Linked DNA regions of Homo sapiens: region 2 is linked to region 1. Evidence: chromatin contacts called from ENCODE Hi-C or POLR2A ChIA-PET data. All regions are on one chromosome and are shown on one strand. Each heading gives the region's core, a stretch centred on a gene start or an enhancer-like site at or near the end of the contact. The rest is flanking DNA. Distances are from core to core; before and after follow the strand shown.

The links. Hi-C counts contacts between places; a loop is a spot of excess contacts on that map. ChIA-PET counts read pairs that join two places held with the same protein, here RNA polymerase II (POLR2A). Pooled maps may share reads with other maps.
Region 2: a loop to region 1 is called in a pooled map, with 2.0 times the contacts of the local background. The contact joins two enhancer-like sites. A Hi-C loop is called at or near these places in 2 of 50 pooled maps. POLR2A ChIA-PET finds 5 or more read pairs at or near these places in 5 of 52 experiments (CD4-positive, alpha-beta T cell, H1, HepG2 and 2 more).

What each region holds. Positions count from the first base shown.
Region 1 is chr6:156,717,617-156,724,509 of GRCh38, reverse strand. No RefSeq gene overlaps it. Among named protein-coding and RNA genes, the nearest start is that of ARID1B, 56 kb to the left of the region's middle. RefSeq lists silencers at 2,781-3,075, 4,196-4,515 and enhancers at 2,673-3,221, 3,526-3,595. Within about 2 kb of position 3,874, at least 37 of the 41 ENCODE cell types and tissues checked have a DNase peak (open chromatin) inside an H3K27ac peak, as active enhancers do.
Region 2 is chr6:156,973,261-156,980,153 of GRCh38, reverse strand. All of the region lies in intron 4 of ARID1B (AT-rich interaction domain 1B), which reads right to left. Among named protein-coding and RNA genes, the nearest start is that of MIR4466, 200 kb to the right of the region's middle. Within about 2 kb of position 3,498, at least 6 of the 41 ENCODE cell types and tissues checked have a DNase peak (open chromatin) inside an H3K27ac peak, as active enhancers do.

The DNA.
Region 1 (6,893 bases), core at 2,625-5,124:
TCAAGTAATTCTCCTGCCTCAGCCTCCTAAGTAGCTGAGATTACAGGCATGCACCACCACACCTGGCTAATTTTGTATTTTTAGTAGAGATGCGGTTTCTCCATATTGGTCAGCCTGGTCTTGAACTCCCGACCTCAGGTGATCTGCCCTCCTGGGCCCCCAAAAGTGCTGGGATTACAGGCGTGAATCACGGGGCCCCTGGCCCTTTTTTTTTTTTTGTGAGACGGACTCTTGCTGTTGCCCAGGCTGGAGTGCAGTGGTACGATCTCGCCTCACTGCAACCACTGCCTCCCAGGTTCAAGCAATTCTCCTGCTTCAGCCTCCTGAGTAGCTGGGATTACAGGCATGTGCCACCACGCCTGGCTAATTTTTGTATTTTTAGTAGAGACAAGGTTTCGCCATGTTGGCCAGGCTGTTCTCCACCTCCTGACCTTGTGATCTGCCTATCTTGGCCTCCCAAAGTGCTGGCATTACAGGCATGAGCCACCGCACCCCACCCCAAATCTCATGTTGAATTGTGGTTCCTGTAATCCCCACGTATTATGGGAGGGACCTGGTGGGAGTTAATTGAATCATGGGGGCGGTTATCCCCATGCTGTTTTTATGATAGTGAGTGAATTCTCATGAGATCTGATGGTTTTAGAAGGGGCTTTTCCTTGCTTTGCTTGACACTTCTCTCTCGTGAAGAAGACGGGTTTGCTTCCCCTTCCACCATGATTGTAAGTTTCCTGAGGCCTCTCCAGCCATGTGGATGTGAGTCAATGACATCTCTTTCCTTGATAAATTACCCAGTCTCGGGCGTTCTTTAGAGCAGTGTGAGAAGGGACTGATATCACCTACTAGTAAATAACATAAGAAGAGAAGTGGCTGGTGTCACCATGAAGATCACTGGAGACTGCCTTGGATGGTCATGAGCAATGGGGCCATTTCTCAGCTTCTTTCAAACTTCCTGGAGCTCACAGCATGCTAGCCTCATTCATCCATGTGAGCTTGTATGTCTCCTGGATGTCACTTCCAATAGGTTTAGATCACTTTATGAAGCACAATGAGAGGTATTTCCTTTACCTGTAGAAAGTGGTTCACTTTCACTTTTTGTTATCTTCCGGAAGAAAGTCTCTGTTTTTTTAAATTCTAATTTCCAGTCCATTCAAAAAGAAGATGTGAACGAAATCAATATTCTCAATCTTTTTTTTTTTTTTTTGAGACGGAGTTTCGCTCTGTTGCCCAGGCTGGAGTGTAGTGGTGCAATCTTGGCTCACAGCAACCTCCGCCTCCCGGGTTCAAGTGATTCTTCTGCCTCAGCCTCCCAAGTAGCTGGGATTACAGGCACGCGCCACCATTCCCAGCTTTTTTTTTTTTTTTTTTTTTTTTTTTTTGTATTTTTAGTAGAGACGAAGTTTCACCATGTTGGCCAGGCTGGTCTCGAACTCCCAACCTCAGGTGATCCACCTGCCTTGGCCTCCCAAACTGCTGGGATTACAGCAGGCGTGAGCCACAGCGCCCAGCCTGTTGTTTTTTCTTTCTTTTTTTTTTTTTGAGACGGAGTCTCACTCTGTCGCCCAGGCTGGAGTGCAGTGCACAATCTCGGCTCACTGCAATTTCCGCCTCTCAGGTTCACGTGATTCTCCTGCCTCAGCCTTCTGAGTAGTTGAGACTACAGGTGTGTGCCACAGGCCCGGCTAATTTTTTTTTTTTTTTTTGTATTTTTAGTAGAGACGGGGTTTCACCGTGTTAGCCAGGATGGTCTCCATCTCCTGACATCGTGATCCGCCCACCTCGGCCTCCCAAAGTTCTGGGATTACAGGCGTGTTGGCCGCCTCGGCCAATAAGCTCACTCTTTAGGGGGCTGACCTCACCATAGTTTATCCTCCCACCTCCTTTTGTTGTGATGGTCATGCGTTTTATTGTTTGTCTTGGCCTTGGGAATCTGATTGGAGTGGGCAGATCTTCCAGAACAGAATTTTGGTGTAATTGTGGGGGCATCCCAGGGGTCTGGAATGAAGCAACCTTAAGAGAACTTCCTTCTGTTGCTCTACATTCCCGCCTGTGTCTCAGACCCTACATACAAAATCCCAGGGTCTCCGCATTGTTCCTGGGGAGACAGTCAGCACCACCTGGAAAATGACACCAAATGTCACTTCTGCAGCCAGAATTCAAAAGCATGTTAGTTGCTCCAGAGGCAGGGGATATGCAGGCAGGCAGTGTTCAGAGAAAAAAACAATAATTCCCCTCTGTTAATACAATGTAAAAATCTTAAAAACAACTATTTTGCTGGAAACGTAAAAACCTGAGAGCCAGGACAAAACGTGATTCCACATAAAGATGAGAGAAACAGAAAAGAAAGAATTAGGCCATTAGGCCGGGCGCGGTGGTCTATGCCTGTAATCCCAGCACTTTGGGAGGCCAATGTGGGTGAATCACTTGAGGTCAGGAGTTTGAGACCAGCCTGGCCAACATGGTGAAATCCCGTCTCTACTAAAAATACAAAAATTAGCCGGGCTTGGTGGCAGGCGCCTGTAATCACAGCTACTTGGGAGTCTGAGGCAGGAGAATCGCTTGAACCCGGGAGGCAGAGGTTGCAGTGAGCCGAGATGGTGCCGCTGCATTCCAGCCTGGGTGACAGAGCGAGACTCTGTCTCAGAAAAGAAAAGAAAAGAAAACAACAACAACAACAACAACAACAACAGTAAGAATTAATTGTTTTTTAAAAGATCAACTTAGATTTGTTCAGAATGTTCGTCTGACTACACAGTATTGTATCACTTTAATCAAGCATTAGCTTCTCTTCGAGTATCAGCTATCCCAAGAAGATGGGGGTGCAGGGAAGGCAGGGGTGGGGAGGTGTTGCATTCCAATCCTGCTGCCCAGAATTCGTGTCGACCCATTTCCTCATTCATGCGCTGGCCAGGAACACTCCGCTGGAACACTGTGAGTTCAGCAACTTGCATAACAAAGACAGGTCGACACCACCTAGCTCTGGAGGCAACCTTGCAGGATTGCTCCTGAGAGACGCTGGCATATGCCACAGAGGAGGAGAAAGTTCCACAAACAACCCCCGGATCTCTCCACCCAGGTCTCTCTACACCTGGTTTCTCAAGAGCAGATTGCTTAGCCAACCTTAACAATCCCAGAGGAACGCCAGGGCAAGAGGCTGGGTTCCCAGTACCTTTGCCCTAATTTATTGAGGGCTTTAAAAGTAGAAAATAAAACTTTGAACTCAACTCATCTGAAGCTTAATGATTCAGGTGTGCTACTTGCCTTCGGGGGCACCGGAGATCACTGAAGTTAAAGTGACAAAAAAAATTCTGTGAGCTGCAGAACAGAAAAGCGTGTCCAGACCCGACCCAGCTGCTTCTCCTAGCGTATTAACTTGGCAGGAGAAGCACGGAAGTCCCCTGTTCTGCCCTTGTCCTTTTCTAATGGATAGGATTTCCCCTGCTTACGGGCCTCTAATCCTCTCTCCTCTCTGGCCTTCCAGAGTGTGGAGAAAAAGTGCTCTGCTTCAAGAAGAGGGTAGAAAGATGAGGGTGAGAATGGTAGGAAAAGGAGGAAATGAAAATGGCTAGTGAGAAATACTTGGAGAGAAAAATAAAAGTCAAGGGTGAAGTCAGTTCTCATTTACACTTCATTGAAACTTAAGTTCAAATAGCTAGTCCTGCAATGAGCTCATCGACACCACTTTATACAAATATCATAGCCCACATGGGCCTTTTTCCTATCTTACTAGGGAGATATTCACAGCAACCCCATTCAGCTCTGTTAGGATCCACTGTGTTAATTTTTGTGGCAGTGTCCATGTGGTGCTTCTGCGCAGTAGGTGTTGAATGTAGTTCTGAAACTAAGATTCCACTATGACCGACTGCAAAGCAATGTAGTAGTATTTCAGCTTAGATGATATTTAAGGATAAATGTAGCCCTTTTAGTGACAGGGAAAGCTAGGCCTAAAAGGAAGGAGAGATCTTTGGCCTAGCCAAAGGGGAGGTGGGCTGCTGTCCGCACCCTCAAGCGAGAGAAGGTTCCAGGCTTTTCCAGAGTGACCTCTCTCTTCTTCCTGGGGAGGGCTCAGAGCAAGGGTTACCTTTGGATGATTTCTTCTCGCTGAATTCAGCTACTAAGCACTTTGCCTGGAAAGGAAGGGCACCTCTGAGCTATTCCTACCGACGCAGTGTGTGCACGTGTGTGTCTGTGTGCATGTGTGTGGGCGTGTGCATGTGCGTGTGTGTTGCTCCTGACAGGTCCTGAGTGCAGTGCAGAACCACGCAGCGCGCAGCGGGAGGCCTGCAGCCGCTGGGCGTTTTCCCAGGCCGGCCTGCGGCGCGGCCGGCCTCCTGGGCCGGTGCTGGGCGGCTGACACATGCACCAGTTTCGCTGGGTCGGCGCCTCCCCGGGGAGCGGGTGCGGGGCGGGAGAGGTGAGTTGAGCAACAGGGCCCGCCCCGCCCCCGTCCTGGGCCGGCTCTGCGCAGAGGAAGCGTCTGGAACGCCGGCACTGGTGTGTGGCTTTCCCAGGGCGTGTGGTGTGTAAACAAAATTGTTGTCAATCAGGTCGCGTCTTTGAAGGCTCCGAGGGAGCCTGTGAGTTCCAGAAGCCCCGCGGTGGATCCCTGTGTGGACGCAGAGGCTTTTTGCTGGGCGCACACGCACCCCCACCCCCGACAACGTAGATCTTTACTAATTTCAGGGTTTGTGACCTCTCACCTTTAGTCTTTAGTTTCTCTCCTCAGCCCTCCTTTCTGATGATCTTTACCGCCCTGTAACCCTACGTTTCCCAGTCGCCAGAGCTGCTGAGACCGCGTGGCCATGAGGTGGAATTTCCCAGCTTTTTAAACCGGGGCTTTTACCCCCAAGACTGTGGTAGATGGGTCACAGAAAGGACGAGAACGTTCCCAAACCCTCCAGCCTTTGAGACAGAGTGTGTGCTTTAAGAGACGTTAATGGCAGGGCGCGGTGGTTCATGCTTGTAATCCTAGCACTTTGGGAGGCCGAGGTGGGTGAATCACCTCAGGACAGGGGTTCGAGGCCAGCCTGGCCAACATGGCGAAACAACATGGCGAATTTTTAGTCTCTACTAAAAATACAAAAAATTAGCCAGGCCTGGTGGCGGGCACCTGTAATCCCAGCTACTCAGGAGGCTGAGGCAGGAGAATCGCCTGAACCCGGGAGGCGGAGCTCGCAGTGAGCCAAGATCGCACCACACTCCAGGCTGGAGTGTGGAGACAGAGGGAGACTCCGTCTCGGAAAAAAAAAAAAAAAAAAAAAAAGAGAAGTTGATACAAAAAAAAAAAAAACCCAAAAAACAAAAAAACAAAAAAAAAAAACAAAACCAGAGTGTGGATGCCTTGGAACACCCACCTGTGATCCTTGCGGAGCGGGGGTCTTCACCCTGGGGGGTGGACTCTTTGGGGACTGGGTCACCCCTTATTTCTCCGGAAGAGACAAATATATTTCACTGGGGATGAAATGGTTTCTGTACATAATTTAAATAGTGTTTTGGGGGTCCTAGGCATGCAAAATGCAGCTTGACTTGAAGGTGTAATTCTCCTTAAGGGAAAATGTGGAATGCGCCGAGTGTTTTCCTTACCTGCTTTTCAAGCTAGCTTGACTCTGTGTCACTAACGAAGCTGTTGAACCGCGTGCAGATGTGTAATCCAGCCCCTGGCGGAGTCGGCCACACTGTGCTGATTGGCTCTGCCAAGCCTGGAAGCTGGGCTGAGTCACCCAGGGGCTGCTCTAGCCGTGGATTTCCCTCTAAATTTAGAATATGTTGGTAGAATAAAATGACTACCACTTTTTACAGATTCAATGTCTTCACTAACTCCCTCTTTTAGACATATTTTTTTTTAGGAAGGGAAGTGTTTTGTCTTAATTTTTCCCTCTGATGGAGATACTTTGGGTTTTAAACAAAATTGAGTAATAATGACAATAAAATATTGTCATTAAAAATCATTTCTGTTTTTGGAGAAATTATATGTTCTGGTTTGGAAATCCTGTTTTTGCCAGAAATAAAAATGTAAAAATATTTTTCCAAATTATTCCTGAAGTTTATGATTGTACCTTCAACTAATTACATTCTCAGAGACACATTTAAATTAAATTTTAATTTTAAAATTTCATTATATGAGTACTACTTTTAAATTATGAAACATTTCAGGCATACAAAAACCTACAGAGAATTTTATAATAAACATATGTAGGCTGAGGTGGGAAGATCACTTGAGCCAGAGAGTTTGAAGCTGCCGTGAGCCAGCATTGTGCCACTGCACTCCAGCCTGGGCAACAGAATGAGACCTTCCCTCAAAAACAACCCAAAACAAACAAACAAACAAAAACCCATATGTAGTCCACTACATAGCCCAAGAGATAAGGCTTTACAGATGTAATCGAAGCCCCCACCACTGACGTTTCCTCCTTCCTAATCTCATTTTCCTTCTTCAAATTCCAGAGATAAATATTACCTTACACTGGGTGTTTATCGTTCCCAGGCATTAAAAGGTTTACTACATATGCACAGGCGTATACACATACACAGTACACCATAAAGTGTTAGTTTGCATTTCAAACAATTTTTATATGAACGATATCATACTGCACTTACATTTCTACAGTTGGCAGCTGTATCGCTCCAGCTATATCACAATATTTTTCTGATATATACACATTGATGACAGCAGCTCTGCTGCCGAAGCGTCCTTTGTCTAGAATGGCCATGCTTCTGTTGATGGATATAAGTTGTTTACATCTTTTTTTTTTTTCCGGACAGGGTCTTGCACTGTCATCCAAGCTGGAGTGCAGTGGCATGATCTTGACTCATTGCAGCCCCAACCTCCAGGGCTCAAGTTATTCTCCTACCTCAGCCTCCCAAGCAGCTGGGACCACAGGTGTGTGCCATTACAC
Region 2 (6,893 bases), core at 2,249-4,748, 260 kb before region 1:
TGACTACGGATCTAAGCATTACAAAAAATTTTAATGAATGTTTAATGGCAAATGCTAAATTTTTACATATACTTTCCTTAAAGTCTTTTAACTTAGGTGGCAAAAAAGGAAAGGCCACATTACAATCAATGTTTAAATGGAAGGACCAGGCTGGGTGTGGTGGCTCATGCCTGTAATCTTAACACTTTGGGAAGCCGAGCCATAGCCAAGCTATGATCACGCCACTGCACTCCAGCCTGGGTAAAAGAGTGAGACCCTGTCTCAAAAAATAAAAATAATTTTAAAAAAGGAAGGAACAGGCCAGGTGCAGTGGCCCATGCCTGTAATCCCAGCACTTTGGGAGGCCGAGGTGGGCGGATCAAGAGGTCAAGAGATAGAGATCATCCTGGCCAATGTGGTGAAACCCCGTCTCTACTAAAAATACAAAAATTACCTGGGCATGGTGATGCACGCCTGCAGTCCCAGCTCCTCAGGAGGCTGGGGTAGGAGAATCGCTTGAACCTGGGAGGCGGAGGTTGCAATGGGCTGAGATGGAGCCACTGCACTCCAGCCTGGCGACAGAGCGAGACTTTGTCTCAAAAAAAAAAAACAGCAACAGCTGATTCAAATAATTCATGTTTATATTTCATGCAAATCACTAATGTCCCTGGACCACTGCCAAGCTCAAATTCAGGTAGATCAAGTAGTAATTTCCAATACTCCCACAGCAGCAAGGAATATAAACAGCATTGTCCTGTCCTCCCAAACTCATCACTGGGGCAGGTAATTTCTCCCCATGGCAGGATATGAAGAGTTTAAAGCTGAGTCAGTTCACCTAACACCATATTCTGAATAAGGAAAACAAGATTCACTGGAACCTGACCTAGAAAGGTAAGTTTCCACCTAGGCATCTCAGCAGTTACTTTAGATTTGTACTGTATTACATGCACAATATATATATTCTTTGCAAGGTTGAGATCCTTGTCAACTGAGAACTTTCAAATGACTCTGTCACCTGGTAAGTATAGAAACAGTAATAACAGAACTGCAAAACAGAAAAGTTCTTAAATCACAATCTGGAAACTTTATCAGCACTACTAGCGCTTTCAGGATACTTCACTTTACAGAAACATAAGCACTGACGACACATTTAAATCTTTTATTCATTAAGCAATTCAATAGCATTAAAATGGATTTATCAGCCTTAACTGAAAAAATGTAAATGTATTATCATATACATTTGAGTCAGCAGCCATCTGGATAGAAAATGGAGAGAAATTTGGAACAAATGGAATAACATACTTTGATTCTGCTATATTGAAGGCTAAAAGAGTATGTGGCTAGAAAAAGTAATATATCACATTTAAATATAGTCTACTGGAAAGTAAAGTTTATGGTAATTCTTTTTACACTAATAAAACCCCAAATTATATTCTCTTTTGAATCATACTAACAAAGATACTCTACCATGAAACTAAATGAGATTTTAAGTAAAGACCCACCTAACAAAACAACATACTAAAAATAACTTCTGTATAACGACACAAAACAGTCTCTAATAATTTATATCACACAAGAACAAAGGTTTTCATGGTGATGAGATGGATTCTACACTGTATAAAGGGACTTCCATATGTTTATTCAACAAAACTCAAGGAAGATACACAAATTCTGTCCATAACAGCTATGAAGAAATCAAAATCCTGTTTCCCTTTTGTTAGATTCTATTCTCCTAATATTCATTCCTGTCACAGGGACTGCATTTATTTCCCCCTTAAAAAATAGAAATAAAAATCTGGACAAGATCTGTGGTGCAATCATTTTCAAAACACTGACCATCAACAAGGATCTTGGTCCCTGAGAGATGGGAAACAAACCAGGTGAACCCTCTGACTGCCCCAGCAAACTGCCTGGAACACATTTCCAGGCCAAGGTGCTGGGAGCAGAAACCAGGCAGAGTCTGGAAATGGAGCTGGGAATCAGAGGTCAATAAGAGGATGGTGTTTTCAGGGAAGCGTAAGAGACAGGGAAAGCCACCCAACAAGAACGCTCCTGGTATTGGCAGTCTTCCCTCCCATACTCGGCAGAGTCACGTTCAGCCTGTGTGTGTGAAGAAACCACGTGAGGATGGGGAAAGAAGCACCCAAAAGGATTAGAAGAAGAATCCTCAGGGCTCACACAGAAGAGTTCCTGCTCCCACCCGCCAGAGAGGGAAAACCACGCAGAGCCCTTGGGAGGAATCTGCCCGAAAAGTGGGCAGAATCAGTGCAGACCCTGCTTACCCTGTCCCACCTCCCAAAGCTTAAAGTAAGACCCAAAAGGATCAAGCTGTTTCCAAGTAATATGCCTGGGTCCCAGACTAAAGTTCAAGGATGTTTATAGGAATAAAAAGAAAGATACCCAGTCATCAACAAGGTAAAATTCACAATGTCTGGCACACAATAAAAATTACCAGAAAGCAAAGAAGCAAACAAAAACAAAAGCAAACAAAAACAAAAGACCCCAAATGAAGAGAAAAATCAGTCAATTGAAATGTACACAGAACAACAAAGACAATGGAACTGAAAGTCAACAATATTAAATTAGTGTAACTATATTCCACATGTTCAAAAAATATAGAAAAAATGTGCATCTTAAGGTAGAGATATGGAAACCAAATCAAATAACCCAAATTGAACTTCTAAAGCTATAAACTTTAATGATGCATGTAAAAAATACATTTTCACTTTTTCACTGGATAGATTTAATGGTAATTTTTAAATGAAAACGAATAAGCCTGAAATTGAAGACACAGCCCACAAAGGAAAAATAAAACACAAAGAGAAAGAGACTTCAGGGTAGGTCTAATATATATATTTAGTTAGAGCTGCTGTTTAAAAAAAAAAAAAAAGAGGAGACAGGATAAATATCTGAAGAAAAAAACTGACTTGAATTTTTTCCAAATTTGATAAAAACTGTAAATCTACAGATATGAAAGTCAATAAAACACAACCAAAAGACACACAAAGAAAACCACACCAGTCCCATCATAATTAAATTTCTTAAAACCAAGGAGAGAGAAAAATCTTTTTTTTTTTTTTTTTGTAAATATGTATTACATCCCTAGAAAAAGAATTCCAGGATTTTCCCTGCTGTGTGTTTTCATCTTGCTTCCTTATGGTCCATGATGCCAGCCGAGGTTGTCAGTGCAATGAAACCAAACTGGCAGGATGGAAGCAGATTATTCTGCCATTTTTCTAGATCTTTGAGTTGCACATCAAATCTGAGGCTGATCACTCCACACTTGTTTAGCCCGCCTGTGAGGTTCACAACAATTTTCCCAGCTCTGTGATCATCAATGATTTCAAATTTGCCAATGTAACTGAGTTAGGAGTTTTTCCTGCCGATGGGTTTGTGGTCTCGCTAACTTTGATGAATGAAGCTGCGGACCTTCACGGTGAGTGTTACAGCTTAAAAAGAGTCCACGGACCAGGAGAGTGAGCAGCAGCGCAGTTTACTGAACAAAGTGAAAGGAAAGCTTCCACGTGGTGGAAGGGGACCCAGAAGGGTTGCCGTTGCTGGCTCGGGTGACTAGGGCTTATATCCCTGTGTTACCCTCTCCCCTTTCTTTCTTTTTGTCCACTGAGAGTGGTTCTTTTTTCAATCCTCCCTTGGAGTGGTTAATTTTGAATCCTTCACTCGACTGGTTAAGAACTCAAAATCCTGAGTCACCGGGGTCTCTTGCAAAAGTCCCCCGGCCCAGGAAGTCCCCCCAACTCCACCCCGCATAATCCGTGCTGCATCATCACAGTGAGAAACGGGCAATGACCTTGGAGCACAGCTTAAAAAGCACCTAGCGTTTGCCTCTTTTCGGCATTGTTGATGCTCTTGAGAATGTCAGCCAGGACATCCGTGTGCACTGTCAGGCCTCTGAGCCCAAGTTAAGCCGTCATATCCCCTGTGACCTGCACATATACATCCAGATGGCCTGAAGCAACTGAAGATTCACAAAAGTGAAAATAGCCAGTTCCTGCCTTAACTGATGCCATTCCACCATTGTGATTTGTTCCTGCCCCACCCTGACTGATCAATTGACTTTGTGACAATACACCCCCTCCCAGCCCTTGCGCTTATGTACTTTATGATATTCCCCCGTCCTTGTGAATGTACTTTGTACGATACACCCGCTCCACCCTTGAGAAGGTACTTTGTAAGATCCTCCCCCTGCCCACAAAAAAACTGCTCCCAACTCCACCGCCTATCACAAACCTATAAGAACTAATGATAATCCCATCACCCTTTGCTGACTCTTCGGACTCAGCCCGCCTGCACCCAGGTGAAATAAAAAAGCTTTACTGTTCACGTAAAGCTTGCCTGGTGGTCTCTTCACATGGACGCTCGTGACATGCACCACTGTGGTGGCATGGAAAGATGGGGGGAAGAGGAGAAAAATCTTAAAAGGAGTCAGAAAAAAACACATTACATCAAGAACAATAAAATTAAAAAGACTTCTTGCCAAAACAATGAAAGCCAGAAGACAGTGGACCAGTATCTTTAAGGAACTGAAAAAAAAAAAAAAAAAGAAAAAAAAAATACAGTCAAACTAAAATTCTATATCCGGTGGAAAAAAATGTCTTTTGAAAATGAGGCAGTTTCGCACCAAAAGCACAAGTGATTTTTAAAAATGGTAAAGTTGGACTTCAGCAAAATTAAAGGTATTTTTTTGCTTCAAAAGACACCTTTTAAGCAAGTGAAAAGATAAACCACAGCCTGTGAGAAAATATCTGCAAATCATATATATGATAAAAGATGCATATCCATGATATATAAAGAACCCTTAAAACTCAAGACAAAACTCCTCCAATTTTAAAATGGGCAAAATATTTGAATAGACATTTCACCAAAAAGGGTGTATAAATGGCCAATGCACACATTAAAAGATGCACATCATTGATTACTAGGAAAATGCAAATTAAAACCCCAGTCACATCCACAAAAATGGCCACGATGCAAAAGACAAAAGATAAGTGCTGGTGAGGTGTGGAGAGGAACACCGCTTATAAGAATGTAAAATGGTTCAGTCATTTGGAAAACAGTGTGGCAGTTTCTTCAAATGTTACACAAAAATCACACACCCCCAGCAGATTCCACTTCTAAGTATCTACTGAAGAGAACTGAAAATATGTCTACAGAAAGACCTACACATGACTGTTCCTGGCAGAACTATTCAAAATAGCTGAAAAGTGGAAAGAACCCAAATGGCCATCAAATGGTAGATAAAATAAATATGTGTAGTGGTGTTTATAAAATATTGAGATACTGAATGTATGACAACAACAGCAAAAAGGCAGAGAAGGGAGAGACAGTGTGTGCTGCTGTAAAGTTCATATACTGCATGTGAAGGATGTAATGGAACTTGAAAGTAAGTTCTGATAAGTGAAAGCATATATTTTAGTAGCAGCTAAAACAATTTAACAAACAGCTAATAAATTCTATTGTTCCATGTGATGCTTCTCACTGAGTTAAAACAACTCTGCCAGTATCTAAGAAAAAGTAAAGATTTTTCTATGCCTACACTTGGATTTTTAATTATCTGAATTTCATTAATATAAAATATGTCTTGTGTGAAGAAGATGTCAGAGAGTACATGTGGGGGTTTTTGGTTCTGCGTTATGTTTTCAAGGAACAATTTAACCTTTCTCTTCTTCTCCAATCTTAAACAAAATTACAACAGTTTCCTCTTTACCTCTACACAATTGGCTTTTCAGGTACATTAACCAAACAAGATTATTTCTTATTTATCATTCAATGTGTTTTAAATGTTGGTTTGCTGCAAAAAGAAGAGTCAATAATGCTTCCCTTGCAAGAAACTAAGTAAGAGAAATGATTCTGGTACTCACGTGGTTTTGTTATTACAAGGTTTATAAAGATAAAGCTCCCAAAATAATCTACGTGTTTTAAAAATCCTGAACTGTAGGCAATCTGAACTTGTTTAAATTGCACATCTTTATTCAGGCTATTAAAAAAATAAAATGTACACAGATATAAATGAAATATAAATAGTAAAAACTCAAAATCCAAAACTAAACTACAGTTTTCACTTCATTTCTTCCCTAGTCTCTCTCTTTCTCTCTCCTAAAATCCTGGGCATTGTCAGACCTGAATGAATAATGTTTTCAAGTCAGATGCCCTTTGGGAAATCACACCTAAATTAGCCTAGCAAAATGTTGTAGAAAACCATTCCACAAGGAAAAAGTTTTCAGACAAAGAGAGAACTTCTATTCAGGTCACATAAAATCTAACCTGAACAATCAAGAGGTTTTGAAGAAGGAAAAACCACAATCAGAATGATATATGCCAATAAATGTCTTTGAGGAAATTTTTAAATAAATTCGGTAAATATTGAAATAAATTGGTAAGTCAAACTGAACCAAAAATAAGTGGGGGCAGGGACACAGTGGGGGCGTTGCCTGTGGTTCCATCTTTCAAGACAAACAAATCAAGTCTCAGTTCTCCTGAGAGCAGGAAGGATTTGGAGGGCTAAAAAGTAAACTAATATAGAATTTTCTTTTATTTATTTCATTTGCCTCCAACTCCCATCTGATATGGAAATTCTGTGATGCTTAAAAACTAAGTTCTGTTTAAACCAATAACCAAAAATGTTTTTCATTGCATAGCAGTAAAAGACATGCAGAAGATGAGCAGCTTAGAAACTCACAAGTAAAATAACCCTACATATGCTATTAAAATGCATTAAAAAGTAATTTATAGCAAACGATATGGCACAGAATTTGAGAATCAGAAGGGCTGTCAAAGATCATTTATTAACAGTTACTGCTTCATGATAGGAACTTATAAACTACGTATGCGTACACCAGCACAGTTCTAAAGAACTCGCTGTTACCAAAAAATAAAAAAAAAGGTTCTATAATCTG